Linked DNA regions of Mus musculus: regions 1, 3, 4, 5, 6 and 7 are each linked to region 2. Evidence: chromatin loops called from intact Hi-C (ENCODE). Cell type or tissue: left cerebral cortex. All regions are shown on one strand. Each heading gives the region's core, and the rest is flanking DNA. Links, peaks and the distances in the headings are about the cores only.

Region 1 (4,369 bases), core at 370-4,369, 220 kb before region 2:
CCTTTCTGTGGGTTTCCCACCTTTATGTTACCCTCCCTGTCCAACCTCTTGCAGGATCCACGACAGTCCCCTGTTGGTCTTCCTCCTAGTCCTGGCTGCTGGCTTCTGGCTGTTCCAGCTGCTTCGCTCGGTCTGCAACCTCTTCAGCTACTGGGACATCCAGGTGTTTTACAGGGAGGCCCTGCACATTCCCCCAGTAAGCCTGCTTGTGACATTATGGGCACTGGACAGGGCCATTCAGGTGGAAAGACCCACTGAGAGGAACAGAAAGATGGAAGCTGAATGATACCTGCCCAGGGCCTGGAGTACTGTCAGGAGGCAGGTTCAGGCACTTAGCAAGCTTGGATCTGACCTGTGTGAAGCATCCTTCACTCGATGGGTCATGACAGTGACTTACAGTCACATGTGGGTGGTAAAAACAATGGCTGTTTATAGGAAGGGCTGTCACTGGCTTTCTAGATCAGGAGGCATCCTGATTGGTTGAGGAAGGTCAGGCCAGGGTGAAGGGCGGGCTACCCAAGCCTCTGGGCAGGAAGTGAGAAAAACCTGGATGCCTGCAGGCAGTGGAGCTGGGCTTGCTTGCCGGAAATAGAGCCTTCTAGGGCACTTGGAATATAAGCCACTCTCTTGGCCTCTTCATTATCCCCTGGTCATGTTCCTTCTATCTTTGTCCCTAAGATTTTGTTAGGATATTGGTCCACATATCTTCCTTTCCCTTGGATGTTCTGAGCCATTAGAGTAGGGAGGCACCAGGCACAGCCAGTGCTGGGGCAATGGGGCCCATCCTTTGCCTTCCTCTTTTTTTTTTTTTTTTTTTTTTGGTTTTTTCGAGACAGGGTTTCTCTGTGTAGCCCTGGCTGTCCTGGAGCTCACTTTGTAGACCAGGCTGGCCTTGAACTCAGAAATCCACCTGCCTTTGCCTCCCGAGTGCTGGGATTAAAGGTGTGCGCTACCAGGCCCGGTCCTCCAGCAGAGGGGAAGATGCTGGGCAGGGGAGCTGTGGAGGCTGGTCCTGAGGAAATAACTGAACTGGGGAGACTGGGCTAAAGTGAGGCTTGCAGCTCACATGGGTCTCTCCAAATGAAGTATGGGAGCATTCTGTCCCCGCAGACACACACAGGCAGGGTTGTGTGAAAGCTAATCAAGTGATTGTACGAAGTGGCCTTGAGGTGGGGGTGAGCACTGTCGCCGTTCTTAAGTTTCCTCAGGCAGAAAGCAGCGATGTAGATATCTCATTCTTTTATATGTGGGGCTGAAGGGGGGCTCAAAAAAGGAAGCCAGGTCCCAGTCACTTAAGTTCACTTAAGAGTTGTCAGCAAGAAGTGATGAGCAGAATAATTGAGAAGGGGCGAAAGAACGGAGAAGCGCTGTGCTTCTATTAGCAGAAGGTCTAGAAGAAGGCACAACCTAATGATAGGGAGGCAGGCCACCAGGGCTGGAGTTCGCAGGCAGCTCAGCGAGTCGTGGAGGTTGTGCGTCTCTGTGGAGGGGAAGGGATACTGGTCCCTAGGCTTCCCTGTTCCCTCTTCTCAGGAGGAGCTCAGCTCGGTACCCTGGGCCGAGGTGCAGTCTCGCCTCCTGGAACTGCAGAGGAGCGGTGGGCTGTGTGTGCAGCCGCGGCCGCTGACGGAACTGGACGTCCACCACCGCATCCTGCGCTACACCAACTACCAGGTAGCGTTAGCCAACAAGGGTCTGCTGCCTGCCCGCTGCCCGCTGCCCTGGGGGAGCAGCGCCGCCTTCCTCAGCCGCGGCCTGGCGCTCAACGTGGACTTGCTGCTCTTCCGCGGTCCCTTCTCACTCTTCCGCGGGGGCTGGGAGCTTCCCGAAGCCTACAAGCGCAGCGACCTCCGGGGCGTCCTGGCTAACCGCTGGCGGCGCACGGTGCTGCTGCTGGCCGCCGTGAACTTGGCCCTGAGCCCGCTGGTGCTGGCCTGGCAGGTATTGCACGCCTTCTACAGCCACGTGGAGCTGCTGCGGCGCGAGCCCGGAGCCTTCGGGGCGCGCCGCTGGTCCCGCCTGGCCCGCCTGCAGCTTCGCCACTTTAACGAGCTGCCGCACGAGCTGCGTGCGCGCCTGGGCCGCGCCTACCGGCCCGCCGCCGCCTTCCTGCGTGCAGCGGAGCCCCCAGCTCCCCTGCGCGCGCTGCTGGCCCGCCAGCTGGTCTTCTTCTCGGGAGCTCTCTTTGCCGCGCTGCTAGTGCTCACCATCTACGATGAGGACGTGTTGGCCGTGGAGCATGTGCTCACTACCATGACGGCGCTCGGGGTCACAGCCACTGTGGCCAGGTTAGATGGCACATATCTGGGAGGAGATATTGGTGTGTGCCCCTTCTCTGACCTTTCCCTTAGCAAACCTTAGCTGTCACCATCCGTGCGCTTCTGCCCTGCGTCCCACCTGTTGGTCCTCCTAACCACATTTCTCACCCCACAGGTCCTTCATTCCAGAAGAGCAATGCCAGGGGCGTTCCTCCCAGCTTCTGCTGCAGGCAGCCCTGGCGCACATGCATTACCTCCCAGAGGAGCCTGGTGCAACGGGTGCTCGAGCCAGCTCTTACTGGCAGATGGCGCAGCTGCTTCAGTACCGAGCAGTGAGTAACGGAGCCTGCAGGGAGCTATGGAATAGGCTCTATACAAAGGATTAGCCTGGGAGAAGTTGTGGGTCACATGGGCAGGGTGGGAGTGTGTGTCCATGAGGCGGCTTCGGAATGAGTGGTTGGAATCTTCAGACCTTAGAGAGTGTTCCTGGAGGCTCTGGACCCTGATCACTTGTAGGTCCCCATTGCAGCCTTCATCTGGAACATGGGTCCTTTGTATGATCTCTGCTCAGCTTCACCCCTGCTTCCTCAGGTCTCCCTCCTGGAAGAGCTCCTGTCTCCACTCCTGACCCCATTGTTTCTGCTCTTCTGGTTCCGCCCCCGTGCTCTGGAGATTATTGACTTTTTTCATCACTTCACTGTGGATGTGGCTGGTGTAGGGGACATCTGTTCTTTTGCATTAATGGATGTGAAGCGCCACGGGCATCCTCAGGTTAGAGCTCTTCTCTGACCTTAAGAAGTTGTATTGGATGGGCATTTGTTTGCTTCACTAAAGCTTGTCAGGTTTATAGAGCTCTTTGCTGGTACATTATTTTGAAATAAGTTGATAAATGGGAGCAAAGACTGCTCCCCCCACCACCACCACATGAGGGCTAGGTGGTGGAAGAGTGGAGTGTAGGATTGTCTTGTCTTAGGAACTAGGACTGCACAGGGGAGCAAACATTCAAAGCTAGCTGTATCTCAGACCAAATGCCTATGCCTTGCTCCACTGCCCTACTCCTGGATAATCTTTAAAGAGTTCCCATCGCAGCCTTCATCTATGGGGCAGTATTTTTCATCCTGCCTAGCTGAATCTTGGTGTCCCTAATACCAGAAGGACTCCCTTCCTTGCAGTGGCTTTCAGAGGGACAGACAGAGGCCTCACTCTCTCAGCGTGCAGAGGATGGAAAGACCGAACTCTCCTTAATGCGGTTCTCCCTGGCACACCCACAATGGCAGCCACCAGGGCACAGCTCTAAGTTCCTTGGACACCTTCGGGGCCGGGTACAACAAGATGCAGCTGCCTGGGGTGCTCCCTCGACTCGGAGTCCCCCCACCCCAGGAGTGCTCAGTGACTGTACATCCCCTCTGGTAAGTCCCACGCCTGCCTACCCTTTGTTCTTGCCACCCTCCATCTCTCCCTGGCATTTCTAACTTTATGTGTTACCCTGGCAGCCAGGCTCAACCCATCATATCTCTGTCCCTCCTTTGGACTCTCCCCTTATCCTTTTCTCCACCCTTTGGCTCTCTTTTGTTTAGCCAGAAGCCTTCCTTGCCAACCTCTTGGTAAATCCCCGCCCACCCCAGAGGGACCTGAGTCCCACAGCCCCCTGCCCTGCTGCAGCCACAGCCAGCCTCCTTGCCTCTATTTCACGAATGGTCCAGGACCCCAGGTGAGAGGTGGAGGCCTGAGATGCAGGGGAGTCTGGATTGGTGGTGATTCTCTGGGAGAGGGTACTAGGGTGCTGAGGAGTCTTGGAAGGTGAGGGGAAGCCTGGACTGCCTTCCTCTGTGAGGGGGCTGACTCTTAACTGGGTACATCTTGTTTTAGCTGTGTGTCCCCAGGAGGCACAGGGGGCCAGAAGCTGACCCAGCTCCCAGAGCTTGTCTCTGCTGAGATGAGCCTCCACGCTATTTACCTACATCAGGTGTGTAGAGGGACTGTGGGAAGAAGGCGAATGAAGTGAATGCTGGGAATGGGGCAGAATCTAAAAGGTTCTTAGCGGGAACTGTGAGCTCTCTGTTCCTAGCGGAGGAGCTAGGCCTTGCTTCCTGCCCCCACATATGAGGGAG
Region 2 (4,452 bases), core at 256-4,255:
TCTGACCCTGACTTCTGGGCTGGGCTGGGCCACGCCTGCTGTCTCAACAGGAGAGACTTAGGCTCTCCATGAGAGGCTTGGAAGAACTTGGCAGTCATAGGGATCATGGGAAAAACCAAATGGAAAGAAAGGAGTCTTCTAAAGAGATGCCATCTCTATGGCTCCTTGAGAGTTCCGACAGGCTTTATGAAGAAGCAGGATTCTTGGTGGGGAAGAGGAGGAAAGGCAAGGCAGCAGCCAGGGCTCCAATGGAGGGCAGCGTGGGACCCTCCTGGCCACAAGGTAGCACTGAGGGCATCCTGAGGGTTTACAGAGGGAATCCATAAAGCAGGGCCTCTCCTTAGTTGACTGAATTAAAACTGTGTAGATCCTGATTTTATTATTCTTTCTTGAGAATAAATAATATAAACTAAAAGAATTACATTATGGCTTTCAGTCTCTGAATCATTTAGCTGGGATACTTGAATACTTTAAAAAAGATCAAATTCTAGCTGTGCCTAAGTTTGGAATAAATTTATTTAGCATGGCCTAGTTTTAGACAGTAGAAATTTTATATTTTAAAAACACATACAAGTACAGGGTTGCATCCATAGCCTAGTGGCAGGGCTCTTGCCTAGCATGTATGCTGGTCTGGGTTCCATCCTCACCAAAAAACAGCCAACAAGTCAAGCACGTTTCCCAGTTACCTGAAATATTGGGTTTCTTTCTCACTGGCGAGTAAACAGAAAACATCCACTGTCCCGACGACTCCCAAACTTCTACGTCCTTAACAATTCCTTCCCTGGAAAAAGAAGAAAAGAAAGAAAAATGAGAGTAATGGATATTTTACTTGCTCATTAAAATTTGTTACTTATGAAGTTAAGTGACTAAAAATTTAAATTCTAGTAAATACATAAGTTTACATATTTTTAATTTTCTTTTCTTTTTTTGTTTTTGTTTTGTTTTTTGAGACAGGGTTTCTTTCTGTAGCCCTGGCTGTCCTGGAACTCACTCTGTAGGCCAGGCTGGCTTCAATTCAGAGCTCCTCCTGCCTCTGCCTCCGAAGTGCCAGATTAAAGGCGTGTGCCACCACCATCTTCTTTTCTGAAGACTCTTTTCTACCTCAGAAGTTCACAGAACTATGAATGACAACCTGAGCATGGTGGAACACAGCTGCAGTCCTAGCACCTGGGTGATTGAGGAGAATTTTGAGGCCAGGCAGGTAACACAGTGAGTTTAAGGTCAATCTGGGCTGTACACTGTTTCCAAAACAACAAACACCTTGTATTTTGTAGTTACAAATAATAAAGAATAATTAATAGTGCTATCTTTTTAATTAATAGAAAAACTAATCCATATACTTAAGAATTATCATAAATATAATATTTTTTAAAGAACTAAATACAATGCACAGTATTTTTAACTGGAAACAATAAAAAGTACCACTACCAGTTATAGAGAATCATTAAAATTTAAGAGTGGGTTATAGGACTTCAGATATATTTTACTTAAATTTTCTACTTTGTAATATAGGAAACAGGTCCATGTACTTAAAACATATACTTTTAAATAATTTATTTTTAGCTTTATGTGCCTTGGTGTATGTCTGTGTGAGGGTGTTGAATCCCTTGGAACTGGAGTTACCAAAAGTTGTGAGCTGCTGTGTGGGTACTGGAAATTGAACTCAGGTCCCCTGGAAAGACAGCCAATGTTCTTAACTGCTAAGCCACCTCTCCAGCCTTCAGATCTGTGCACTTAACAGCAAATCTGAACAAAGTTATACATTTGACTCTAAATTAATGTTTCTTTCATATCGAATGTGACCATTAACTACTAAAGTGATAGGTATCACAAAGGATGCTATTACACTTAGGATCACAATAGAACTTTGCCTTGTTACACACACACACACACACACACACACACACACACACACATACACACACACACACACACACAATTGATGCTTGAAGATTTAGGCACAGTCCTCAGCATTTCAGAAACAAATGGCTGGTGAAGTGACAACACTCTGGAGACAGAGAGGCAGTGAGACCTGAGTTACAAACCAGCCTGGACTACATAGGGAGACCCTGCTTTCAAATAAAACAAAGCCTGCTTGTCCCCTTAAAAAAAATACACCCCAAACTAACCTAAAAATTCACTCTTTATGGAACTTCAAATAGGGAAACTGAAATAAAGGTTTTACAAAGAAAAATATGTGATATTATCAGTACCCTTGAGGATAGCGATTGTTCTGAGTTACCCGATACTCTGTAAAGAGCACAGAGCACACCGACTTTAGTTTAAGCAAGACTGACCTTTGAAATATGCTAGTACAGCAGGAAGTGGACCAGAGCAGACAAACCTAAGAACGCACACTAAGTGATGAGGTCTGAGAAGCTCACAGTGTGAACAGACTGGCTGAGCCACAGGGCCACGGGTGACTTCTTTTTCTTGTTTTGCTTACTGAAAACACTGTAATTGCTTCTGGAAAAGCTAAGCAATTGATTTTCTACAACACTTTTAACTCACAGAAGTTTCTTTTCATCTTTCTGCTCATCAGAGAGAGGTGAAGCAAAAGGGTTTTGAGATGACCCAAAGCCTCTGCTGGTAGAAGCCCCAGAATCAAAAGAGCCGAATGGTGGTTTGTCCTGATCTCTGCTGCCACCCCATGGTGTGGACTTGGGGAAGCTGGAAGGCTGGATGACGTTGGAGTACCTCTGGCTGCTGGCATTCCACCCTCGACGGTTATTCCCTAAAATAATCAAGAAAACAAACAATCAGAAAATTGGTAAATTTTTCCAATCTTGAAGATCTCTATTACATTTTATGTTATTATGTCTTGACATTATACACAGTGCTATTTTCTACTAGTTTTAAATGACAATCCCTTTATGAGTTATAGTTTGTTATATGTTATAACAAGTCACATAATGTTCTCTTTATATTAAAAAATGAGATCAAGGCCAGGTGTGTTGGTGTAAGAATTTAATCACAGCACTGTGGAGGGAGAGACAGGCAGGTCTCTAAGTTCCAGGTCAGTCAGAACTATATAGTGAGGCCTCATCTCAAAAAGCAAATAAAAACCCCAAAACCCAAGCTGACAAAAAGCAACAACAAAGTGAGATCAATGTGATCATAGAAATATAAAGACATATCGGTGAGTTCAGTGTTAAGCCTATTAAATTGACCATGAGGGAATAAATAAAAAATACTCTAAACATCTCTAAAAGCTTTGCGGTGAGCCCAGCTCGGTCAAGGCCCTCATTTGACCTATCATTGGATGTGTGTGTATGCTTCTGCACTGGGCCATAGAGACAATGAATGAAAGAGAACAATGAATAAACTGGATAATAAAAAGGGTTAAATTTTACTTTCTGTCCTTAAATAGGTATTTAAAAAGTGTTTGCCTCTGTCTTTACTTTGTGGACACAATGCCCACAACCTATCCTTCATATAGAGATCGCAGAGCTTACTAATAGGTAAAGTATAGCGTAGATTTCTAACAACTCATAAAATAATAATAATAAGCCAATAGGACTTGTTTCAGGTTTTGATACTGTTTTTAATCTTATCACTTCCTAGTTTATGCTAGGATAAAGGTAATTTATCTTAGGATTTAGAAAATATATCACTTAATATATACTAAAAACAGACTGATAGAGTACTCCTCTGGCTGAAATAGACATGCCTTTAGTACACAGCTTTAATCTCAGACATCGAAAGTAAAGTTAGTCTGTAGAAGGAAGCAGCTATGTTTGAAAGTGGTATCTAATTGAGTGCCAGACAAAGTGACAAATCAGAGAAAAATTTGACAGAATAGGATATGCCCAGCTCTCACAGGAGGAGGAACAGGAAGCTACGTAAGATGGAGCAGAGCAGAGGGAAAGAGAGAGGTATTTAAGGCCCAAATGTGGGCCTTAAAATTACAAAGCATTCTTTTTCTTTCTTTTCATTCTAAAGTTTTATTTGTATTTTTCCCCTAATTATCTATCTACTGAACATTTACTTGCAAATTACTACATTTAAAGTAGGTTTCCAGAGACCAAATGGCAAACATTCCTCTCAGCAGTCCCTGGGAGTATACCAGTATCTATCGGAACCTGACTCCTAATTTGGAGTCTTTCACTAGAAGCATTGTAGATGATACAATCTGTCTCCTCCACGAAAAGACTGGAAATATGAAACCAGCATGAACACAGGGGCTGGAGGAGCCTTAAAGAGAAGGGGAAAGAGAAGCACCCACTGACAACGTCACGAACTAGGTTCCACTGGGCAGTGGTAGCACATGACTTTAATTTCAGCACTCAGGAGGCAGAGGCAGGTGGATCTCTGTGAGTTCAAGGCCAGCCTGGTCTACAAAGAGTTTTTCAGGACAGCTAGGGCTGTTACACAGAGAAAGCCGATCTCTGAAAACCTAAAAACCAAAACAAACAAAAAACTAGGTTCCAAAATTAAGAGAACAAAACGTAT
Region 3 (4,452 bases), core at 204-4,203, 190 kb before region 2:
CTTTGGGAGAGGGAGGCAGGAGATGGAATCTAGCCCCTATTTCTGGATATTTAATCTTTACAGAACCTTGGATGGACCAGTTCCACCTGGTTATCATGTCCAGCTATAACTTTGACTCTTTGACAGCCAAGGACGCTTTCTGTTAAGTAAGCTGTGACTGGCCTCAGTGTCAAGATTCTAACCAGTATCATATACTGACGCCTTTGGGGTACCATTGGCCATAGCCTCCATACAGATCTTCCAACCCCTGGGTCTCCCCACCATCTGGTTCTCACCACTGCTAGGTTCTTCTCAAGGTCGGTCTCATACTTTGTCTTTACTTGAAACCTTTAGATAAAGCTACAGAGGGCCAAGGCCAGTCTGACACACTGGCCTGTCCAGTCTCCCAGCTCACTGCTCCCAGGATACTCTGGCTTTCTCAAACAGTTTCAGGCTTTTGTGCCTTCAGGCCTCTGTTTATATTATCCCTCATCCTTGCTTTTCCTCTCAGACCAGAGAAAATCTTCCTACTCTTCCTGGGCCAGCCATAGCCTTGAGATGGCATCCCATCTGCCTCTCAGAGAGCTACCTTTTGCTGCAGGGAAGGTGGCTGACATCTAGATGTGTTCTGTGGCATGTGCCTGGTGTTCAGTCCAAGGCTCTGTTCCCAGAGGCTTTGGACAGAAGCCTGGGAAGGTCTGTGGATTCATTCTGGGTTCCCTGGTGTGCAGGCTGAGCTGCTCTGAACTCATGATGTCTGAGGCCTTCTCAGCTGCTCTGACTTTCCTATATGTCAGACTTGTATCTTGTTCTAGATTCTTCCTCTACCTCTGTTGCTTCTTTTCCTGGCCTCTCAGGCATTGCAGTAATTCTCTGAAACTTCCAATGCCCTGGTGTCTGCTTCCTAGAAATTCTGACCATTATACAGCCCCAGGGGACTTCTGCCTTCCGTAGCACAACATCTGTTTCCTTGGAATTGTAGGTTTTATTTGTTTGTTTGTTTATATTTCATGTGTAAGAGTGTTGGCACATATATGTTTGTGCACCACATATGTGCAATACCTCGAGGAAGGCCAGAAGAGGGCCTTGGGTCATCTGGATCTGGTTGCAAGCTACTATGTAGGTGCTGAGAACTGATCCTGGGTTCTCTGTAACAAGCACTTTAAACCACTGAGCCATCTCTCCGGCCCTCAGGTTGTGGACTCTAGGCAGCTTGCTCTGTGTGAAGAGTCCCTTCTGTTGCTTGGGATCCCTGCTGGGTTTAGCCAACCCCTGCAGAATAAGTGTTTCCAATTTCAGTTTTGTTGCAAATGTGTGTAGCTGTCGGGCACCCAGGGATGTGTTTTGGAAGCCAAGGCAAGGGTAAGATGGCTGGGTGAAGGCACAGGTTTAAGAGGGAGCGCTGTTCAGCTACAAGAGTAGATGTGGAGTAGATGTTCTCTGTTTGGGGCAGAACATACCAAGGAAAAGAAAAATGGAGGAAAAGAAAAAACATCCCCAAAAGTCAGAGGCAGAACCTGATTCTCCCCTCCCTAGGATGTGGTTTGTCCCTTTCTTCCTGGCCATCAGAGCTTGTGTGTCTGCCATTTGCCTGCAGCCCTGTGGAACCCTAATGCTTGACATCTTAGTGACCGGCTGCTTATATGGGCAATTCTATTGTATTTATTTAATAACTGCACTTTAAAGAGTAATATCTGAAAATTTTGTAGGTTTTAGGGCTGTAGCTCCTTGAAAGGAACTCCCAGATTTAAGTTGTAGGGCCTCAGTTGGATGAGGCTTTCCTGATGAGCTGGGTAGGAGCCCAGCTCCTCCATCCCTGTTGGTGGCAGTGATAGCGGGAAGATTAACCCAGATCTCCATCATCATTGATGCTGGTAGACAGAGTGATAGCTTTTATGGGTGAGTATGGGCCCCTTCCTTGGGTCTCTGGTGCCTCCTGTACTTCTTGCACCACCCCCTAGACTCCAATCTTGCATTTTAGCTCAGACCCCAGATGTTTGTGCAAGTCTGAGAGGGGAGTGATCCATGTGATCTTGGGGCGTCTATTTCAGGAAAAGAAGGCCCCAGGTTCAGGGTGGAAGGGCTCTAGTGTGTAAGGAGGATGGTGGGAGGTGGGAGCAGAAGGCTCTGACTACTTCTAGCCCAACCCTAAGTTGTTCAGTGTGAGCTGGAAGTGCCCCACCCTCCCCACTATGAGCAACTTCCTTCCTGCTTGCTGGCAAAGACTGGGTGGGGAGCAGAGGGAAAAGGAGGGAAGGGAGGAGGGTCTGCCAGCCTGGAGGCCTCTCTCATACTCAGGATGTAACTCACGCTGTGTGGGGGGCGGGGGGGGGTCTGCTCTGCTTCGAGATTTCACGGTGGGGCTAGGCCTTCAGGAGGATGTTGGGATATGAGCCAAGGAGATGCAGGTGCTAACTGCAGGCAAGGAAGGGGTTTTTGCTGTTTTGAAAAGGGCTGCGTTGTTGGCCTTGGGCGCCCTCTAGCTGCCGTTGTGATTCCTAACATAGCCACATGAGGGAAGCAGAGAGCCAAAGAGAAATGATCTGTGCCAGTAAGACTGGGGTTGGACTTGAAACAGCCAGTGACAGACCAGCCTTGGGTCTCTGACTTACTGCTGTGTCCACAATGGCCTTCTGAAGTGACTCACTTGGCCAAAGCTCCTGCTGGTGAGTCTATCTGCAGCCCATTCCCAGAGGAAGTGAGTAAGGGTCCCTCTGAGAATAAATCTCTCCCTGACTTCCTTGCACAAATCCTTACAGGGCCTGGCAAGCCACAGCTAGGAGTGTGGAGCACAGATACCACGACTCCTGTTAGAGAAGGCAGTTTCTACAGCCCAGGGAGCCAGGGAATAGACCTTAACTCGGAACTGCCCCTAGCCTACTGGTAGGCTCCCTAGGGCAGGGCCTGGTGAGTTTCTTGTTCTCACCCAATATGCTCTGGAACCATATCTGTCTATTGGCTCTCAGCCTCATGGGAAAGTCTTGTGGCACAGAGCCTCTTGGAATCCTCTGTACATGTCCTGACAGTAGCCACTAGCTTGGGGGCTCCTGGGATCCATTTTATAGAGACAATACTTGTGTTTAGAAGTGCTCCACTATCGTGGCCCAATCATTGTCTGAGGAACCTGCTCCCTTCCTTTCTTTTTGGGGACAGGGTTTTACTTTGTACCTACAGGTTAGCTACAGCACAGGCTGGCCTTGAACTTGAGATTTTTTTGTTTGTTGTTTGTTTGTTTTTCAAGACAGAGTTTCCCTGGATGTCCTGGAACTCACTTTGTAGACCAGGCTGGCCTCAAACTCAGAAATCCGCCTGCCTCTGCCTCCCAAGTGCTGGGATTAAAGGTGTGCGCCACCACTGCCCGGCTGGACTTGAGATCTTTTTGCCTCTGTTTCTAGAGTGCTGTGTTACAGGTATGTGCCACCAGTCTCAGCTAAGATTCTACACTAACAACCAGGATCTCAGAACAAAAATTTGGTGGTGGTGGTGAAAGACAAAAGTGTATGTGTGCACAAAAGTAAGTATATATGTGTGTTTGCATGTGTGTATGTATATATTTATGTGTGTATATATGTGTATGCATGTGTGTGTGTATGCATATGTGTGTGTATGTTTGTGTGTGTGAGAGAGAGGCTGTAATATACATGCAAGCACATATGTGTGCCCATGACCGGTGAGTATATCCTTGGGCTCTCCAAAACTTATTTGAACCCAAACCCATTGCTGAGGATGTGAATGTGAATTTTTACCATCCACAGGGACCTGAACATGCTCTTCATTCTTGGTACCTGGTGTGAGAATGAGTGTTTGGGGCCAGGCTGAGATCTCCTGAGTGATGACAGGCAGGATCTCTGTCTCAGGTTTTGGGGACCCTGCATGGAACTCTATCACTTGCCAGTGCAAGGCTCCAGGATCCACCCAGACCTGGGCTAGACAGCTGTCAAGGACATGTTCAGCTCTGCACTGTCTCCCGTACTCTTTCCCCCAGTCCCTCAGGCTGGCCCAGTTTTCTGGTGTGGTTGCTGTGGTGCTGGGTCCCTTGGGAACCAGGATTTTAAGTATCAAGTATGCCAAGCATGGAAATTCCGTAGCAACCAGCCCTGGAGATCAGCTGGGAGGTGCGGTGCGTCCTAGGCTTCCTGGGTGCCCAGGGGAGGGACTGAACCTCCTTTCCACACTAAGGAGAGAGGAACATTACTTAGAGGCCCTGCAGGTGAAAAGACAGGGGCATTGTGACCACAGACACGGAGGAATTCTGATCATTCTGAAACTGTTGTCTCAGTTTTTAGAGGAAAGGTGTATTTTGGCATACGGTGTTAAAGGTTCCAATCCATCATTAGTTAGTTGGTTGCTTTATGCTGGTGGCCGGATAGCAAATCCCAGATCTGATGAACGAAGCTGCACACTTCATGAGTGGCTGAGAGACAGGGTACTGTGGTGTTTCCATCCTGTCCTTCCAAGTAGACTCCCACTTAT
Region 4 (4,452 bases), core at 296-4,295, 93 kb before region 2:
GAATTATTATACTAGATTCCTGTGGCCATTATTGCAAGGTGCCCAAACTGGGTACCTTGTAATAACAGGAATTTCTTGCCAGAGCTTTGAGGGGAAGACTCGTCCTTGTGCTGAAATATTCCTTTGTCCCCATTCTTGCTTTCATTTTTTTTTCTTTTTAGATAGGAGCTCAGTAGATAGCCTGTGTTGGGCTTAAACTCCTGCCTTAGTCTGAGTGTTGGGATCACAGGGCATGTGCCAGCACACTTGGCTGTCTCTATCTTTAAACAATTATTTTTATATGTATTTGACTTGCATGTGTGTTACCTGCATGTATGGGTGTACACATACATGTGCCTGGTGCCGTGGGAGGTCACAAGAGTGGGTACTGTGTCCCCTGGAACTTGAGTTACTTGAGGCATTCTTGAGCCTTGTGGGTGCTAGGAACGGAACCTGTGTCCTTCTGCAAGAGCAGCAAGTGCTCTTAACTACCTAGCCATCTCATTACCCCATCTTTATGTAGACTTCTTTTGTATACGTGTCTCTGTGTCCTGTTGGAAGAAAAGAGGGAAAAGAGGGAGGAAGGGAGGGGGAAAGGGATAACAGATGAGGAAGGAGAAGAGATCTGAGGGAGGAGTTGCTGCAGTCGTGGGTGGCCCCCAGGAGGCCTGGCAGGCCAGGCCACTGTAGGAGCAATTTATAGCCAAGAAGTAATTGAACAGATTCATATTTGACCACAAGCCCAGACAGAGTCCCGGATTCTTGCTGCTTGAGAAGCTCATTAAAAAAGAGGAATGAGAATAAGGCAGCAGACCGGGGGACGGGGCTTTATCCAGAGCAGGGGACTTTTCTAAAGCCCAACGTCGAGGGAGTCCAGCATTTCACCCTGTGAACTGCAGTAAGTGAGCTTCTGGGCTGTTTCCAGACGTGCCCACCGGGTAGAGACTCCGCCCACCTCCTCCCCCTGTCAGCCGCAGAATCTGTCTTATCCTGTCTCAGGTTTGACTCACTTATCTTGACTGTGAAACCATTTAGAGGAGCCAATCCCAGCCTCCTGTTTGAACCAGAGACCCACCCCCCTGCCGCTGCCCAGTGAGTCCCCACGCCCACCCAGACCCTCCCACAGAGCGTTAAGTAGCTGTAATTGGTGGCCATTGCTGGATGTTTGAATCACTTATACTAATTAGCCCTGGGGATTCTATCCTCATCAATGGGGTGAGAAGGACGCTGTCTGGACATCCCACATTCTGAGCAGGACACAAGGGAGCAGTTCCAGCGTTCGGGTTTTGTTATGAGGTAGCCTGGGATCACTGCCCCCCTCCAATCTCTTGGAGCAGGAAGAGAGTTCACCGATGTGAGGGAAGAGGTCACTGCATGTCCTAATTCCTCTCTCCATGGCTAGGCGTGGAGGGTTCTCTCGGCAATGACCCTGCTAGAGTACGGATGAGGAAGGTCCTAAACCCTGGAACTTGCAGGGTCATGAAGCCTACCTGGTCTTGAGAATTGGAGACTGTCTTGTCAGAAAATTGAATCAACTGGAGATGGAAGGCTGGGAGGTGAGCTTAGCTCTGCTCCTTTTCAATGGGAAGGCTGGTCCCTGTCCAATGATGGGAGACTCGAGGGGACGGTCTGTCCTGTACGTCTTGCACACACCTACTATGGATTCGATTGTGTCTGTAAGCCCATGCTTCCTACCTGCCTACCTTCTATGCCCCCTCCCCCACCACGTAGGCTAGTTTGAGATGTTTCTAACAAGGAAGAGATAAAAGGAAAAGAACCTATAGACTTTAAAAATCTCATGAACTCAAATCAGTGCTTTTCCTTGTTATCAAGACACATATTTGCATTTTCCTGTTCTTTTGACTCATAATTGAGCCAGGGCCGGAGTGGGGTGCTCCTAGCAGAAGAGAACCTCTAGAAGAGACACAGAGTGCAGGAAGGCCAGCAGGAAACTGTCTGCGTTTTAACCCTGGATTCTCCCCGTGTCCTGTCTGGGCCTTAAGTTGGAAGCTTTGGTTGTGGTAGGAGCTGCAGAAGTTGGGCTCACAGGCTCCATCTACTGTCCAGTTGGCATTGGTGCAGGGAAGGCATGCTGAGAAGTGAAAGCAGAGCGTGGTCCAGTGGTCCAGGGTGAGGATGTGAGCAGCCTGAGCTCACTTTCTTCCTAAGAAACAACACAGATCCCTGCATTTGCGTATAATGGCATGTGGAGACGCAGGTCATGCTTTTCTGGTAAAAACTGTCGGGAGTGGGGTTGGGGAGGGCTGGAGAGATGGCTCAGCAGTTAAGAACACTGACTGCTCTACCAGAGATCCTGAGTTCAATTCCCAGCAACCACATGGTGGCTCACAACCATCTGCAATGAAATCTGATTCCCTCTTCTGGTGTGTCTGAAGATAGCTACAGTGTACTCACATACAAACAAAACAAAACAAAACAAAACAAAACAAAACAAAACAAAAAACTGTCTGGGGCTGGGAAGGTGGTCGGGTGGGTAAAAATGCTTGCACACAACTGTGAGGATGTGAATTTGGATCTCCAGAACACACACACACACACACACACACACACACACACACACACACACACACACACACTTCTGTCGTCCCAGCAGTCCTGTGACAAGATGGTTAATTCCTGGAATCTTACAGCCAGCTAACTGTGCTCTGACTTGCGCATGTACACTCACGCACAGGTATGCATACACATATACAGATTAATAAAACATATAAGCCATGTCTGATACATATTTATAGATGAATGTAAACTTTATACTTAAAATAGTACTTCATTAATCTGTCTACTTGGTCTTTGTTAGTTTTAATAATGTAACAATATCTGGGCTGCTTAGATTTTTCTTTTGCAGAACTGGGTCTTGCTATGTACCTGGACTTGTCTGGAACTTACTATATACCTCAGGCTGACCTTGAATTTGCTACAGTTTTGCTGCCTCTACAGCTCTGCTGTGGGAATTCCAGGCGTCTGCGGGCCTGTTGGGCTGCATGCTCTCGAGTTAGTCTCCAACTCTCAAGTAAAGGAACTGCAGAGTTGGTGCTGCATGGCCCCACAGTGATTATGCATCTATCACCTTCAAACAGCACACAGAAAAAGACATCACAGACAAAAACCTGAACTGGCTTTACTTTTATTTACTTGTTTGGATGTATATATTAAAAAAGACTGAGGCAGAGGCAGGCGGAGTTCTGAGTTCAAGGCCAGCCTGGTCTACAGAGTGAGTTCCAGGACAGCCAGGGCTATACAGAGAAACCCTGTCTTGAAAAAAAAAATCAGCCAACACTCACCCAATTTGTGTGCCCTTTGCTTCATTCTTACAAGTGTGTCATTTACAGTGAAGGAAAAGCCCCTATTTCTCTAAAATTCACATCCTGAGACCATCACCACTACAGTGACAGCATTGGAAGGACCTTGGCGTGACTCGGTCATAAGGAGTCTTCACAAACAGAATTGGCATCCTTATAAAGCAGACGCTAGAGCGCTTTCCTGACATTTTCTTGTCCACAGGAGACACAGCCAGAAGGAAGACAGAGAGCCAGGGCGCAGGCTCTTCCCAGACTCTGAATCCACTGGTACCTTGGCCTTGTGACTTCCAGAACCCTGAAGAATAAATGAAATGCATTTCTGTCGTTTATGAATTGCTCAGTGTGTTGGAGAGGGTTTTCTATAGGAATGGAGCTGATATCTTGCATATATGGTAGAAAGGGGATTTCTTACATTGGCTTATACCATAGAAGCTGGCTATTAGCTACTTTTCACTTGCTCAGACAAAACACCATGGCTTTAGCAGCTTACAAAGGAGTTTGGCTTGGGTGAGGGTCAGGGGACTCTATAATGGCAACAGGTATCGGGAGCAGGGAGCTGAGAGATCACCCATGGGTCCCAAACCCAAAGCAGAGAGAGTGAACAGGCAGTAGATGAAGCCTCAAGCTCTCAAAGGCCACCCCAGTGATGATGTACCTCCTCCACCAAGGCCGCATCCCCAAATCCCTCAAACAGCAATGACAACTGGGGACCAATTTCTCAAATGTCACGTACTCTGGGGCACTTCTCATCCAGACCCCTGCAGCAGCCAACAATGGCTGTGTGCACAGTGGAGAAGTAGATAGCCCAGAGCCTGCACAGTGGCAAAGATTCTTTGGTTGTCCCAATCTGGGACTGAAGATTCCTGGAGGGTTGCTGGTCTTCAGGCCGCTCTGAAGGTTGAAGAAGCTGGATGTGGGCCAAGTACAGTGGCCTCAAAGAGGCCCACTCACCAGTGAAGGACCACAGGTTTTCCTCTGGTCTCTTCACGTTGGACTGCATCACCCATGATGAATGAAGTTCTTCTCTCCTCAACTAATCCTTTCTGGAAATGCCCCGTAGACCACCCAGGGAGATCTGTCTCAGTTGATTCTGGATCCTGCCAAAGTGACAATAAGATTAATTATCACAACTGGTGTGGGGTATAGCTGGGGT
Region 5 (4,452 bases), core at 345-4,344, 320 kb after region 2:
CACACCACGGACACACACATCACAGACACATACATGTCACATACCTCTCAGACAGACAATCAGACACACACACACACACACACACACACACACACACCACACAAAGAGACACATACAGAGAAACAAATACACCACACATAGACACCACTCACTACAAGGACACAAATAACACCTCATAGACAGACACACCACACACCTCACAGGATGACAGACACACACATACACCACACAGACACATACACACACATCATACCTCCCAAACAGGCAGACACACACACACCACACACCTCACAGACAGACACACAGACACACACACACCACAGACACACAAATACGTATACCACATACCTCAGAGATAGACAGACAGAAATACATACACACACACACACACACCACAGACACACACAAGTACATACACACACATCATTCCTCACAGACAGACAGACACACACACACACCACACACACATCATACACATACATACACACACACACCACCGACACACACACACAGACAGAGACACACCACACAGTCATGCAGACACAGACACATATACATATACAGCACACAGCATGCACACACACAACACACACAGAGACACACACACACACCACACATATACACCACACAGATGCACACAAACACACACATACACACCACACAATAATAATAATAATAATAATAAACAGTTTTACAAAGAAGTGACTGAAAGATGGCTAAGGTGAGTAAGAGCTGAGTGCCCCTGATTCTCTGGCCTTTGTGTTCCTATTAGGATCTTTGCTGAATATGTTAGTTTGTTTTGTTATTGTTGGTGGTGGTGTTGTTTTGGTTTTTTGAGACAGGGTTTCTCTGTGTAGCCCTGGCTGTCCTGGAACTCACTCTGTAGACCAGGCTGGCCTTGAATTCAGAAATCTGCCTGCCTCTGTCTCCCAAGTGCTGGGATTAAAGGTGTGTGCCACCACGCCCAGCTCTATTGTGTATTTCTTTCTTTTCTTTCTTCTCCTTCTCTTCTTCTTCTTCTTCTTCTTCTTCTTCTTCTTCTTCTTCTTCTTCTTCTTCTTCTTCTCCTCCTCCTCCTCCTCCTCCTCCTCCTCCTCCTCCTCCTTCTCCTCCTCCTCCTTCTCCTCCTCTTCCTTCTTCTTCCTCTTCTTCCTTCTTCTTCCTCTTCTTCTTTTCTTCTTTCTTCTTCTCTCTTTCTTTCTTTCTTTCTTTCTTTCTCTTTTCTTTCTTTCTTTCTTTCTTTCTCTTTCTTTCTTTTCTTTCTTTCTTTCTTTCTTTCTTTCTTTCTTTCTTTCTTTCTTTCTTTCTTTCTTTCTTCTTTCTTCTTTTTCTTCCAGAGCAGAGGACCGAACCCAGGGACTTGCACTTGCTAGGCAAGCACTCTACCACTGAGCTAAATCCCCAACCCCTCTATTGTGTATTTCTAAACAGAGTATTTTGAGAAACAAGATGCATAAAAATTTCTGTTCTCATTTGGCTCATTTACATCACTGCATTTTAGGATCAGAGCACTGCTTTCCTAGTAACCATGGTGAACTAATTAGATGCTTTGCTATGGGATCAGCCAATTCACAAGTTTCTTATTTCAAGTCAATTGCAGAATTCGACTAAAATCTTGGCACTTCTGATCCTAGAGTCGCATTTTCTACACCTATGTTCTTTATTGTTGGTTTTTTTTTTTCATTGCATTGTATTAATAAAAATGTATTCTTTGAGGATGAATGCAGTGGGGCAGGAGAGAAAGACAGAATTAAGGAGACATGGGAAGTGAAAGGTGTCCCGTCTGGCTGAAGAATCCCACCAGCCGAGCAAAGACTCCCCTGACATTTAACAGCATTTGCTGTTACGGGGCAGTACTCCTTTTATACAGAACTATTTTCAACTAAGAATATTGAAACAGTGACCACACTCAAGGCTTAAGCATATCTGACTTTACTCCTTCCCAGATGTAAACTGCAGTTTTCTGGGACTCTCACACACAAAAGTCTATAACTTCCTTTATAGTAAAAATGTAGCTTAACTCCCATGAACCCCTTGTGCCCAGTGATCTCATTAAGTTCCTTGGCAGTCCTTGAGATGTAAGTCTAGAAGCCAGAAGTGTCAAAGAAAAACAGACAAATAAACCCAGATTTCACGCGAACTTCCCAGATTTGAAAATGTTGTTAAATGAAAAACAGAGAACGGGTGCAAAGTAGAAGGAAACCTGGAAGAGTGCCCGGTGACGTCCGGTTTTAGCAGCCATAGAAGAAACTGATTCTGGGATAGTAAGGAACTTAGCCAAGATAACAGAACAGTATATAAAATAACATTCCTTCTTTCTCAAAGATCATCGCTGGGATGTGTGCTTTAAAACTCTGGAAAGATGCTGGAAAAAAATAAAGGTAGTTGTAGATAAAAAAGTAGGCCTCAAGTGAGCGCGTCTGGCAATCTTCAGCAAACAGCGCGCATTGAATCCCAGCACTCGAGACGCTGATGCAGTAGCAGCTCCATGGGTTCAAGGGCAGCAAAGTCTTAAACAGGGAGCCCCTATCTGGAAAGACAATTCCCGCCCCGCCCCTCCAGGAAAAGCCGGATTCGTCCCAACAATAAAACAACAAAAACGAGGCGGGAGCAGTGAACCCGCAAGGCGGAGCTAGGTTGCTGGAAGGCGACGGATTACGGCCTCTGTCGGCGATGCCTCACGACTCCTGCCGTAAAGGCCCCACGTGGCGCATGCGCAGCTCCTCTCCCTTCCGGGATCCGGACACGGTGGTGGTTGTTGGGCTCCTCGTTCCGCTGGTCCGTCGTCGCCATGGTGAAGCTGAGCAAAGAAGCCAAACAGAGGCTGCAGCAGCTCTTCAAGGGCGGCCAGTTTGCCATCCGCTGGGGCTTTATTCCTCTCGTGATTTACCTGGGTCAGTGATTGAAGAACTTGGGAGGAGCCGCAGGGCAGGGGTTGGTGGGGTCTGAGTCTCCTTTTTTGCCATCCGGGGCTAGGAAATTAAACCCGGCCTCCGCGTTGTCCACGATTTCCGAGGCTGTCTGCCCGGGCTCGAAAAACCATCTTCCAGTTCCTTTTAGCTATTTGAGTAGTGTTTAACCAGTCACACAATCCCTTATATTCCCTACTTAAATCTGTAAAATAAAAGCAAGACCTTTCAAGATTGGTTTTAGGTTTATATGACCCCTAAAGAAAGATTAATCCTCTATTTGACTTTTAGAACGTTTCCCTCCTGTAGGTTAGCCTAAGTGGGAAGACGGTAACCAGGTTAAAACGTCACTGCCTAAAAGCATGATTGTGACCATTGGATGCCTACGCTTTTCTTGTATAATGAAGGATTTCGGTGATTTTTTTTTTTCTCCCGAAAGTTACAGACCCCATTTTGCAGGGAAAGACAGCCATAAAGTTGTACTTTCCTTGCCCAAGTGTCCAGGCAAATATTTTCACCTAGGGCTACACTCTGGAACTGGTTCTGTTCCTGGTTGAGTAGTTTTACAATTTTTTATCTTAATTGCCTTATTCATCCCGTAAGGTAAACAGCAGAGGATTTTAGCTCCAGGTCTCAGAGCTCTAATATGGAATCTGGCGTTTCTCATTAAAGCAGGACCCTCACAAGGTGCTGCTTCTCGTTTGTTTTACATGACTTGCATTATATAAGATAAAATACATTCATTTGTAGTCTTGGCAGAGCCTTTAACTAGGCTGGACATTTCTCCAGGCAGCTGTTGTACCTGTGAGAAGTATGTGAGCTGTGATAACCTGGATATTTTGATAGGACAAGTATTTTTCTTGGTGTTCCTAAGTATTACTGATGAGACAGTGCCTCATGTTGCTCAAGCTGGCCTTGAACTCCTGGTTCTCTTTTTTTTTTTTTCCCTACCTTTCCAGTGTTTGAATTACAGGCCTGCACCGTCACATACAGCTCTTTTCTCCTCTATTTTGAAAGAAAAGAAAATCTCAGACAGTGATATTATATAGGTATCAGATAGATAATTGTGACAGCTTACTTTTTTTGTTTGCTTGGGGTTTTTTGTTTGTTTGTTTTCGAGACAGGGTTTCTCTGTATAGCCCTTGCTGTCCTGGAACTCACTCTGTAGACCAGGCTGGCCTTGAACTCAGAAATCCGCCTGCCTCTGCCTCCCGAGTGCTGGGATTAAAGGCGTGCGCCACCACCCACTGCTGGCTCTACTTTTGTAGGCCGGGTTGTCCATACAGTTCTTTGAGCCCCGCTCCATTTTCATAGTTTGCCTGTAGGTAAGGCTGGGTGAACTCGCAATTCAGCCTCATCTATGGTGTAGTTGGAACTACAGGTGCACTAGGCTCTCCTCTTGAGATACACCTCTGCCCCCACCACCGCCAGATGAGCCCCTTTCATGCAGCCTAGGCTGGCTTGGCTGTAATTTCAAGCTCCTCCTGCCTTCAACTTCTGAACAATGTGTTAAAGTTGTGCACAGCTATGTCCATAGCTAGAA
Region 6 (4,452 bases), core at 249-4,248, 180 kb before region 2:
CCTCCCTGAGTCACTGCCCACCCACTAGCAAATAAAAAAGAGTGTCACCTCCTGGCCAGGGGCCCTGTTTGGCCTTAGTGTTTTCAGGATTTTGCTCCTGGAGTAAGAGTAAGGTAAGAGTCTGGCTGGCGTGGTCTCATGGCGACCTTTCTTGCGCCGTCCGTCGCCCCCTCTCCCCCATCCAATGAAGGTTCCCGCTGGTGACAAGACCCAGCCCCTTGCTGCAAGGACAGAGGCAGCTGCAAGCCCTCAGGAACCCCCACATGGCCCCATCCATCTAGACAGGCCTCTGATCCGGGTTGCAGGCAGGGGAGGGGATTCAAGGCCGCCTCAACTCCAGCTGCCTGGCTCCTCCCCACAGCAGGCCTGCTCAGCTGTCAACACTCGCCTCTCGGCCTTGCCCTGCCCCAGGCGTCGCTGAGCTGCTCAAATCAAGGACACCTCAGCCGCCCGAAGCCCCCTACTCAGGCCCCAACAGGCGGTGGGCAGGCAGTGGGCAGGCGGCTGGTGGACACCCTGCCTGCCCTTGAGCATCCTCAGACCTCTTTGCCTAAATAAGGGAGCTGCTGCTGGAGCGAGCCAGCTGGCAGGGGGAGGGGCCCAAGGCAAGGCCAGGGTTTTCCGAGGGGGCTGGGCCGCCCGGGCCGCCTCGGGGGGCCCCAAGCCCTCCTATTGGGCCTATGAGGTTCCTTCAGCAGAGGGAGGGAAGGCCTCTAGCTCACGGGGATCCCCTGGCTGGGACCTCGCACTCAAGGAAGGGCCTCGCTTTGCTCTTACAGCTAAAAGGCCGCAACTGCTGTCGGTCTCTTTGTACGTGTCATCCATGGAGAGATTCGAATAACCACCGAGAGGTTATAACTCCCTGGAGACAGGGGAGGCGTGCCTCTCTTACGGCTCACCCACCCTTGTCTCAAAATTTTACAGCTTCCACATTCCCTGTTCTTCCCATTTTCTGGCTGTCCCCTGGTCCTAGGGCGGCTCATCTCAGAGCCTAGGCCTCACTCAACCCCGTCACCCACAGCACATTCCGACATCGAGCTGTGGGTACTCAGCCTGCCCTAGGCGCAGCAGGGAAGCAGGAGATAAAGGGTTGGTCCTGTCCCCATCAAATCGGGTTTCTCAGTCCTGAGTCTGGGAGGGGGCGATATGCCCTTCTCCCTGGTCACCTCCAAACCGACCATCGCACCTGTCCTCACCGTTCCCCTACTTAAAGGTCCCTTCCCCCTCTCGGCGGAGCGCGAGTCCCGGGGGCGCGGTAGCGGAGCGAGGGGTTGGGACTCCGGGAGCGCTCGGCGCGGCTCAGCCAATAAGAAGGGCGGGCGCTCGGGGTGGCGGGGAGAGGGCGGTGCTGCCGGCGCGCGGCGACAGGAGGGGGCCGGGAGGCGGGGGCCGGAGCCGGAGGGGCGCGCGCCGCATTAACCCTTCAGCCGCCGGACCAAGCCGCAGGCGCTGCCCGAGCCGCGGGCGCTGGAGCGGCTGTCGGCGCGGCGGCGGCGGGCAGGCGTGAGCCGGGAGCCCGGCGCTGGAGCGGGCGGAGCGCGGCGCGGGGACGAGGTGCAGCCGGGCCCGTGGCACCACCAGCCCGGGTCGACAGACAGGTGTGCCGGCGCCGCAGCTCCAGCAGCTTCAGGCCCGGCCCAGGGTCCGGAGCCGGCAGCCACTAAGCAGAGCGGGAATCCCGCGCCCTCGGTCCAGTTCCGGCCCCGCCCGCACTCAGCTTGGCCGCGGGGTGCGGAGACCACGGCCCGGCCAGGCCACCCGAAGCCTAGTGCTGGGCCGGGCCGGGCCAGGGTGGGTGGGGGCCCGCCCGGCCCGCCCATGGGCTCAGGATGCCGGTGCGGAGGGGCCACGTCGCGCCGCAGAACACCTTCCTCGACACCATCATCCGCAAGTTTGAGGGCCAGAGTGAGTGGGGGAGGGGGCAAGGCGGGGAGGGGGTCTGGGGGGGTGGGTCCAGTTCTGCTGAGTGTGGCTGGGGGGGCGTGCCCGGGCCGTGTGCAGTGCAAAAATGTGAGTCAGTAGGGGCTGGTGGGCCCTGAGACTTACGCCAGGAGCCAAGGGGACAAGGCTTGGTGCCAGGGACCACTGGCATAGGACCAAGGGGCCTAGTGTTGCAGCTAGGGGTCGGAGAGTGAGTATGACACCAGGAATGTGCAGGAAAGGGAGGTGGGATGAGATGTGTAGGTGTTTCCAACTCTAAATGTCCAGAGTTGATGAGATTGTGTGTGTGTGCTGTCCTAAGACTGTTTATGACCTAAGCTGTTGGTCCCTAAAAGTACACTGCGCGTTCCAGTCTTGGCTGTGTTGTATGTGACAGACTAAAACTAGAGGTGTAGGATTAGTGACCAAATCTGCTCTTGAGTGTGTGACAAGTATATGGTCAAATCCCTGTGTCACTAATGAATTCGAGTCTGCATGGGCCGTGGAGAGGCGTCTCCGGCAAGTCCCCAAGATTGTGGGCCCTGTGCTGAGAGGCTGCTGCACACCTGAAGCTGGCTTTGGGGCGAACAGGCTGGCCATGGAGTTCCAGTGTGGTGGACTTTCCTGCTGGGGATGGTACCCCAAGCCCCTTTGGGTTTGGGTGACTACAACTCCCCTTATTCGGACCTGGCAAGGGAGACTTCCAGAAATGTGTCCTAGGCTAGGTGAATGTTTGGTGTTGGTGTGCCTGTCCTCAAGGCTGCATGTGCCACAGAGTGTGTGACTGCAAAGGGCCCCTGGAGCAGGAGGGTGACATTCCTTGCCTGTGACCCTGTGCACACAGGACAATGTGTGCTTTACTGTGTTGGGAGGGAGGGCTCAGTTGGATGGGCAGCATTGTCCCTAGACAGAGAACAGGATGATCCCGAAGAGGTGGTGCAGGCCTAAGGGCAGGGGGCAGGCCCTTGCTCGGGCTTTCTTTTCCTACCAGTTAGGTAGGCAGGGGCAGAATCTGAGAAGATCTTGGACTGGGTCCTAGAGGCTTGGCTTCTGGCCCCGCCTCTGCCACTGACTGCCAGATGACCTTGAGTGACTCTTCCTACTCAAAGCCTCAGTTTCCACATTTGTGAACAAGGTGATAAACTACAGGGCTTGTGAGGTCTCGCCAGGATCTGTATTTTAGGCCTTCAGTCAAGTGGTGGGGTAGAGTGGGACTTGCCTTCAAAGGAACTTTGTTCTCTTCTCCTAGTCTGGGGGGGGGGGGCTCACTTTTCTCCTGTGGGTGGTGGGTACTCTGGACACCTTAGGCTCAGTAGGAGTGGAGACAGAGTTAGAAGGCCTTTTCATAGGACAAGAAACTCGGACCTGGGGTTGATGCTTGCTTGGGAGTTCCAAAAGGCCTTGGGAACTGACCTAAAGATGACCCAACGCTCAAAAGTAACTTCTTGGAGGGCAGAAGTTGGGAGGCTGGAACCTGGTAGGCTGGCCTTGCTGCAGGGAGCCCTGCTGTAGCCAGCTGCCTGGGGTTTGCAGGACTGTGCAGGGCTGCAGCCTGAAGACTGCATAGCGAGGAGGGAAGGAAACAGGTTCAACTTCAATTGCACACCCCAGCTTTAAAGGCCAAAGTGGACAGACAGAGTTTCTGTTTATAGAAGGTACCTATCCCTCGAACTCTGATACAAAAGTGAGATGCCCTGAGGCTGCCCGACTTGCTGTTCATCCACTTGCCTGGCCTTTAGCTCAAGTGTGGAGTGGATGAGCCAAGTCTAGCTGAAGTGGGTCTATTGGACTCCATTTGATGGGGTCACCAAGGAAAGCTTCATATCCCTAGAGGTGGTAATCTTTCCCAGGTCTGGTTTCCACAAGTGGGCTGGTGTCTTGGCCTGACCTCTGGGTTTGTGAAGCTGCAGGTAGTTTTCCTTCTATAAACAGTTTTCTGTATGACCTTGAACTTGTGCCTGTGACCCCCAGCTGTCCTTCTGCCAGACGAGATTCAAAAGCTGGATTCACTGTGAATGAGCTGCTAGACTGGGGCGTTGAGATGAACTTCTCTTGAGCCCCAGTTTCTTCATCCATAAAATGACTATACTAACAGCTACCTTGCTGCGTTGTCTAAGTCTGCAAGTTCACGCCCTCATCCTCTGGTTTACCTATTCCTCAGCTTCTGGCTGCCTGTGGGTAGGATTCGGAAATCATAGTGGCCGTGATGGGAGGGAGTCTAACGGTATTCGAGGGACTGATTTTCTAGGAAGAGTTCCTTATCAAGAGGAAGAAGCCAGAGGAGCTGGTGCAAAGGGGAGGCTGGCCGCCATCTCCTGTCCTTCCCAGGCTCCCTTTCCAGGCTGTGTTTATCCCTCCGCCGCGGCTGCTGACACGCGTTGCTGACACCCGCCCAGGCCGGCCTTGGTCGCTGGCTCTCTGCCACGCAGCCAGCCGGCGGGCCAGGGGGTAGGGGGCGTGTCGCGAGGACGCGCCCCGTGGAGGCACCTGTGTCACTGCACAGCTGCGTTCAGCCGGGGTTGGGCACACCTC
Region 7 (4,452 bases), core at 286-4,285, 230 kb before region 2:
TTTGGTCTCTTCTATGCTTTCAACTCATTATTCTCTCTGGATCAATGTGGGGTACGTTTTTCTGTTTTTGTTTTTGCTTTTTTAATTTTACCAAGAATGGATCAGTTTTTTTTCCCACCCAGGGTACTAGGAATTGAATCTATGGTTCATGTTTGTCAAACAAACAAACACAAACAAACAAAAAGCCTACCACTGAGCCATGTCTCCAGCTCTCCTTCTACTCTTTATTTTTAAAATATAGTAATTTTATTTATTTATTTGTGTGTGTGTGTGGGGGGGGGTGCGAGAAACACACCCATGCCTGAGCACTCCACAGTGAGTTGAGATCAAAGGACAGTTTACAAGAACTGGTTCTCTCCTTCCACACGTGGGTCCCAGGGATTACAAACTCAGGGGATCACGTTGGTGGCACTTCTTTACCCACTGAGTCATATGAATGACCCTTTTACTCTTTATATTTGACACAGGATCTTACAAAGTTTTCCAGGTGGGCCTTGAACTTAGAATGTATAGAATACATTCGGCTGTATACTGGATTTAGACTCACCTTCTTGAGTAAAGGGTACTAGGCTCGGTTCCTGACGATACATCTAGCTCTAAGAATCAAATTCCTATTTGTTTTGTTCACTCAGAACTCACTATGTAGTCCGTGCTGGCTTCAAATTCCTAGCAACTCTCGGGCTTAACGTGGATGCTGTTGAGATTTCACTGTATAGTTGGGCTGACCTGGAGCTCTCTATAGACCAGCCTGGCCTTGAATTCACAGTAGATTCTAGCTAGGACCTACTTTAAAATTTTTTTTTAAATGCACGTATGTGTTTATCTATTTAGTGGGTTTGGGATAGTGGAAGTAAGAGGATAATTATAATTTGCCGAAACTGCATACCTCCTACCATGAGTTTTCAAGTAGAATCCACGTCTTCAGGCTTGGTAGCAAGTGCCTTTAACTGCTAAATCATCTCGCCAGCTCAGGTATCGCTTTTGATTATTTAGAACTATTTCAGCTAATCCTGAAGCACTATCAATAGTAAATGTCTATGGACACCAATTACAGATCTCCAGGTGGATTACCAGAGAGCGAATGCGAGCTGTGAGTGGCGCCCCTTAGTGGGCAGTGGTGACTGGGTGTGGCTGAGTCCTGACCGCAAGTGGATACAGACCTGCGGAGCCTCCTGCTGGCACCACACAGCATCATGAATAATTGAGGCCAATTCCCTGGACAGTGACATTCCACACCCTCCGAGACAGCCTACATCTCCCAGCAAGCCCCGCGCGAGCCCGGAACTACATATCCCGGCGGGCCCCGCGCGATGTCGGACGGTGGTCAATGGCCCACACTCCAAGTTGCTCTTGTGTTTTTACCTGGCGGCAGAGAACGTCTGGAAGCGCAGGGATTGTAGCGACCATCCTGGAACTGGGCCACCCCGGATTCCGAACCGAAATAAGTGCACCAACATGTTGAGGCAATAAGATAGGGGCAGCCAGCAACGGCAATCTCACACTTATCCTACCGAGGGTTCCATGTTCGCTATGGCCCCATCCCGACAACCCCTTCCCATTCTCAGCGATGATTGGAGAAAAGACACATCAGTCTTGCTGCAAGCTGTGATTGGATAAAATGTTGGCTGTAGGCGGGACCGAGCAGAAGCAGCTCTAGCTATTTGCTCAGTGGCCTGAAGTCAGGTGCGGGTCAGAGGTTGTGCGACGTTCATTCTCACATTAGAGGACGTCCTGGCGCTTCTGACCTTGAGCCCTTTCTCTAGAGTTGTTCCAGACAATCTCTATGCTCCCTGGCATCACAGGAAGTGGTGGTTTCGTGAGAAGGAATATGTGAAAACAGACCTGAGAGTTAAAAAAAAAAACTACACACAGACACACACACACACACACACACACACACACCCCTCAACCCAAACCAAACAAAAACATACATGCACGTAACGTGCCACCACTTGAGTCTCTAATCTCCCTATGTGATCCTGCTACTCACAGTTATCGTGAATTATTAGTATGTAGGTCATGAAGTTAATCAAAGTGCAACCTAAGAGCTAACCTTTAGGTTCCTTCTTCATTTGGGTCTGAATCACTGGCCTAAGGTTCCAGCTCAAAAGTGAATAGCTCTTGCAGCAGTTGGGCTAAGCTTATTCTTGCTATAATTGTCTCCCAAAGTACCCCCAAGACCTGCTACATAGCTCTGACTAGCCTGAGACTCTCTTTATAGCCCAGGCTTGTCTTGAACTCACCATCCTTCCTTCCCAGTGTTGGGATTAGAGGCTTGAGTCACTATGCCTTCTGTGTAATTATTATTTTTGTTTTAACTCCTCCACTGGGCTGTGGTTTCTTGGTGGGAGTGGCTCTGACTCATACCCGTTCCCCTCCACGCGAGAAAGGCACGCTATTGTCCACTGTCCACCAGGGGGTGCTGTTTCTAGCTCACATTTACTCTCTGGTAATCCATCTGGACATTTGAACATTGTTATGTTACTAGTATCATTGTCATTTATTGGTGGTGCTTCCGGGACTCAATTTTTCTTGAGCTGAGGGTCGCAAAGTCATGCTCTGGAATGAGCAGAGTGAAACTAGACAGAGCAATGAGCCAGAATTTGCTTGAGTTTGGGGCTGAGGAGATAAGGATGTGTGTAGAGGTAGTCTTAAGCAAGTATATACTATATGTGAGTAATGTCAGAGGGAGGTACCAGCTAAAGCCACACTTAACCTCTCTCTCTCTAGAGGTCTCAGAAAGATCATGGGAATTTCCTGCCACCGGGGTACCCCCCCACGCCCACTTCCTTGGGATTCCATTTTGCCACAAAGCATAGCTTTGCACCTTACCTAGACACAAAAGTATGGGAGTCATGAACTCTTGTTATATAAGAAAATCAGGCAGTCTGGGATAAACCTGTGGGATGTTCCATGGATGTCCTCCACGCTCCTCCAGGAAATGCTCTAGGAAGCACAGTTTTCCTCTCCGCCTCTGAGATACTGGCTTGATCGCTGGAGGCCCTGACACCTGCTCCATAAGTCAATATCTCAGGCATGGGCTTCAGTAGGGCAGTTGGTGACTCATGGCCTTGGGAATGGCGTTGGGCAAGCCATCAGACCAGCCACCTGGGCCTCCTCCTCCCGGGTGAGGCAACAACAAAGAACTCAACTGAGCCAGTCCATCCCCACACACCCAAATTATCCTCTCAAGGCCCCTGCCTTCCTGCGCTGACGTGTCTCAGGAGGCCCCGACACCAGGTCAGGACTGGAGGAGAGTACATCAGGGTTCAAGAGGATAAGGAAGATACAGTGGAACTCTCAAGGAACCAGCCTTTTTTCCTTAAGCTCCAATCTAGGATGGCTAGCACTCCTTCCTTTTACTCCTTGTTTTCTCCTGGCTAACCACAAAGTCTGCCCTCTTTCATTCAGAGAAAGAAAATATACAGCTTTTTTTTTTTTTTTTTTTTTTTAAGATAGGGTCAGATGTTGCCCAGAACAGCTTCAGTCTCCTGATCCCGCTACTCTGTCTCCTCCTAAGTGCTGGGAAATCTGAATGCACCTCCTGTTTGGGCATGTGGCCTTAAATCATTCTCTACTGACTGGTGCCCACAGGTGTGAAGGGATGGGAGTGCAATTGTAGGAACGAGAGCTTCACTATTTTGTCTGCACATGCTAGAGCCCTCTGATAGGATTTTGCTCTCTGTGCATATTATTTTTGTTGCAGCTGCCCTGTCTTTGCCACTTGTGCCCTTGAGGACTGAAAGCAGAGATCATAGGTGTCTCTTCTAATCCCAATAGCTCTTGAGCCCCTGCCTCCTAAACTGGTGTCCGTCCCAGGCATGGGGCTTGGGCCCCAGGTTGCCTTGCAAGGAGTGTGAGTGATCACACAGGTGGCTGAGGGTTGGCATGCCTGAGGCCTGCCCAGCCTGAGTCACCTAGTGCTGTTGTTGTCCTGCTCCTTGTTGAAGTCTCCGCTCAGCTTCACTGACCTCTGTGGAAACAACAGCAGTCCAGTCCCTTCAACCTCTCAAGAGAAGCTGCGGCCTGATGGTGAGACGAACGGGGTGGGGGGGGAGCAGGAGGCAACGGGGGCGGTGGGGAGACTTGGGGCCCAGCTCAGTGCCTCTGCTCCCTATGGCACTGCCACTGCCTGCTTCTCCATGCCGGGGAACTGGGGGAAGGAGGATCTCTGTCTTCTCTCTGTCCCCTGCCCCTCGCACAAGAAGCTGCTCCTCTTCAGTGTTCCCTCCGGCCTCAGGGTCTCCCTGCCTGGTGATTCAGGAGGCAGGGGCTTCTCAGACTCCACACAATGTCTTACCCACCCCGACCACACCCTCAACGCAGGCCCATCCCACAATGATACACACCTCTGCTTCCCCCTCGTGGGGGTCCCACTCCACCCCACCCCTGGCCTCGGCCACTCCCCCTCCCTCCTGCCCGCGCCCCCAGGACCATCCTGGGCTGCGGATG

Evidence for each region. Peaks named below come from ENCODE experiments on the same cell type or tissue, not always from the same donor. Only the 100,000 strongest peaks of a DNase experiment are listed, where the experiment ranks them.
Region 1: a loop joins it to region 2, with 4 times the contacts of the local background. A loop is called at or near these places in 4 of 42 quality-filtered maps.
Region 3: it touches region 2 in a loop (4-fold over the local background); 7 of 42 quality-filtered maps call a loop at or near these places.
Region 4: it touches region 2 in a loop (6-fold over the local background); 3 of 42 quality-filtered maps call a loop at or near these places.
Region 5: it touches region 2 in a loop (2.9-fold over the local background); 7 of 42 quality-filtered maps call a loop at or near these places.
Region 6: a loop joins it to region 2, with 3 times the contacts of the local background. A loop is called at or near these places in 7 of 42 quality-filtered maps.
Region 7: it touches region 2 in a loop (4-fold over the local background); 4 of 42 quality-filtered maps call a loop at or near these places.

Annotation. Positions count from the first base shown.
Region 1 is chr5:24,385,608-24,389,976 of GRCm38, reverse strand. It overlaps Atg9b (autophagy related 9B), which reads left to right. Exons shown (of 14, transcript NM_001002897.3): 5 at 55-196; 6 at 1,534-2,288; 7 at 2,434-2,590; 8 at 2,850-3,029; 9 at 3,431-3,667; 10 at 3,836-3,969; 11 at 4,128-4,224. Among named protein-coding and RNA genes, the nearest start is that of Atg9b, 4.4 kb to the left of the region's middle. In left cerebral cortex, for the core only: a CTCF peak has its summit at 2,556; DNase peaks (open chromatin) are centred at 2,055 and 2,558; H3K4me3 peaks cover 1,032 bases.
Region 2 is chr5:24,165,625-24,170,076 of GRCm38, reverse strand. It overlaps Nupl2 (nucleoporin like 2), which reads right to left. Exons shown (of 7, transcript NM_153092.4): 2 at 2,512-2,734; 3 at 687-781. Among named protein-coding and RNA genes, the nearest start is that of Nupl2, 2.9 kb to the right of the region's middle. In left cerebral cortex, for the core only: a CTCF peak has its summit at 2,649; a DNase peak (open chromatin) is centred at 2,650; H3K4me3 peaks cover 193 bases.
Region 3 is chr5:24,359,049-24,363,500 of GRCm38, reverse strand. No RefSeq gene overlaps it. Among named protein-coding and RNA genes, the nearest start is that of Nos3, 3.5 kb to the left of the region's middle. In left cerebral cortex, for the core only: a CTCF peak has its summit at 2,483 (motif pointing right); a DNase peak (open chromatin) is centred at 2,489.
Region 4 is chr5:24,258,874-24,263,325 of GRCm38, reverse strand. No RefSeq gene overlaps it. Among named protein-coding and RNA genes, the nearest start is that of Gm33476, 40 kb to the left of the region's middle. In left cerebral cortex, for the core only: a CTCF peak has its summit at 2,044 (motif pointing left); DNase peaks (open chromatin) are centred at 981 and 2,032.
Region 5 is chr5:23,842,413-23,846,864 of GRCm38, reverse strand. It overlaps Tomm7 (translocase of outer mitochondrial membrane 7), which reads left to right and starts at 2,720. Exons shown (of 3, transcript NM_025394.3): 1 at 2,720-2,894. The coding sequence starts at 2,792. In left cerebral cortex, for the core only: a CTCF peak has its summit at 2,658; DNase peaks (open chromatin) are centred at 1,538, 2,256, 2,694 and 3,265; H3K4me3 peaks cover 1,996 bases; H3K27ac peaks cover 1,752 bases.
Region 6 is chr5:24,348,661-24,353,112 of GRCm38, reverse strand. It overlaps Kcnh2 (potassium voltage-gated channel, subfamily H (eag-related), member 2), which reads left to right and starts at 1,509. Exons shown (of 15, transcript NM_013569.2): 1 at 1,509-1,905. The coding sequence starts at 1,830. In left cerebral cortex, for the core only: no CTCF peak of the experiment used is centred there; DNase peaks (open chromatin) are centred at 422, 1,312 and 2,153; H3K4me3 peaks cover 2,573 bases; H3K27ac peaks cover 1,270 bases.
Region 7 is chr5:24,391,494-24,395,945 of GRCm38, reverse strand. Atg9b (autophagy related 9B) reads left to right here and starts at 3,803. Exons shown (of 14, transcript NM_001002897.3): 1 at 3,803-4,452. The coding sequence starts at 4,030. It overlaps Abcb8 (ATP-binding cassette, sub-family B (MDR/TAP), member 8), which reads right to left and starts at 1,790. Exons shown (of 16, transcript NM_029020.3): 1 at 1,363-1,790. The coding sequence starts at 1,457. In left cerebral cortex, for the core only: CTCF peaks have their summits at 1,129 (motif pointing left) and 2,404 (motif pointing right); DNase peaks (open chromatin) are centred at 1,310, 1,585 and 2,399; H3K4me3 peaks cover 1,340 bases; H3K27ac peaks cover 1,695 bases.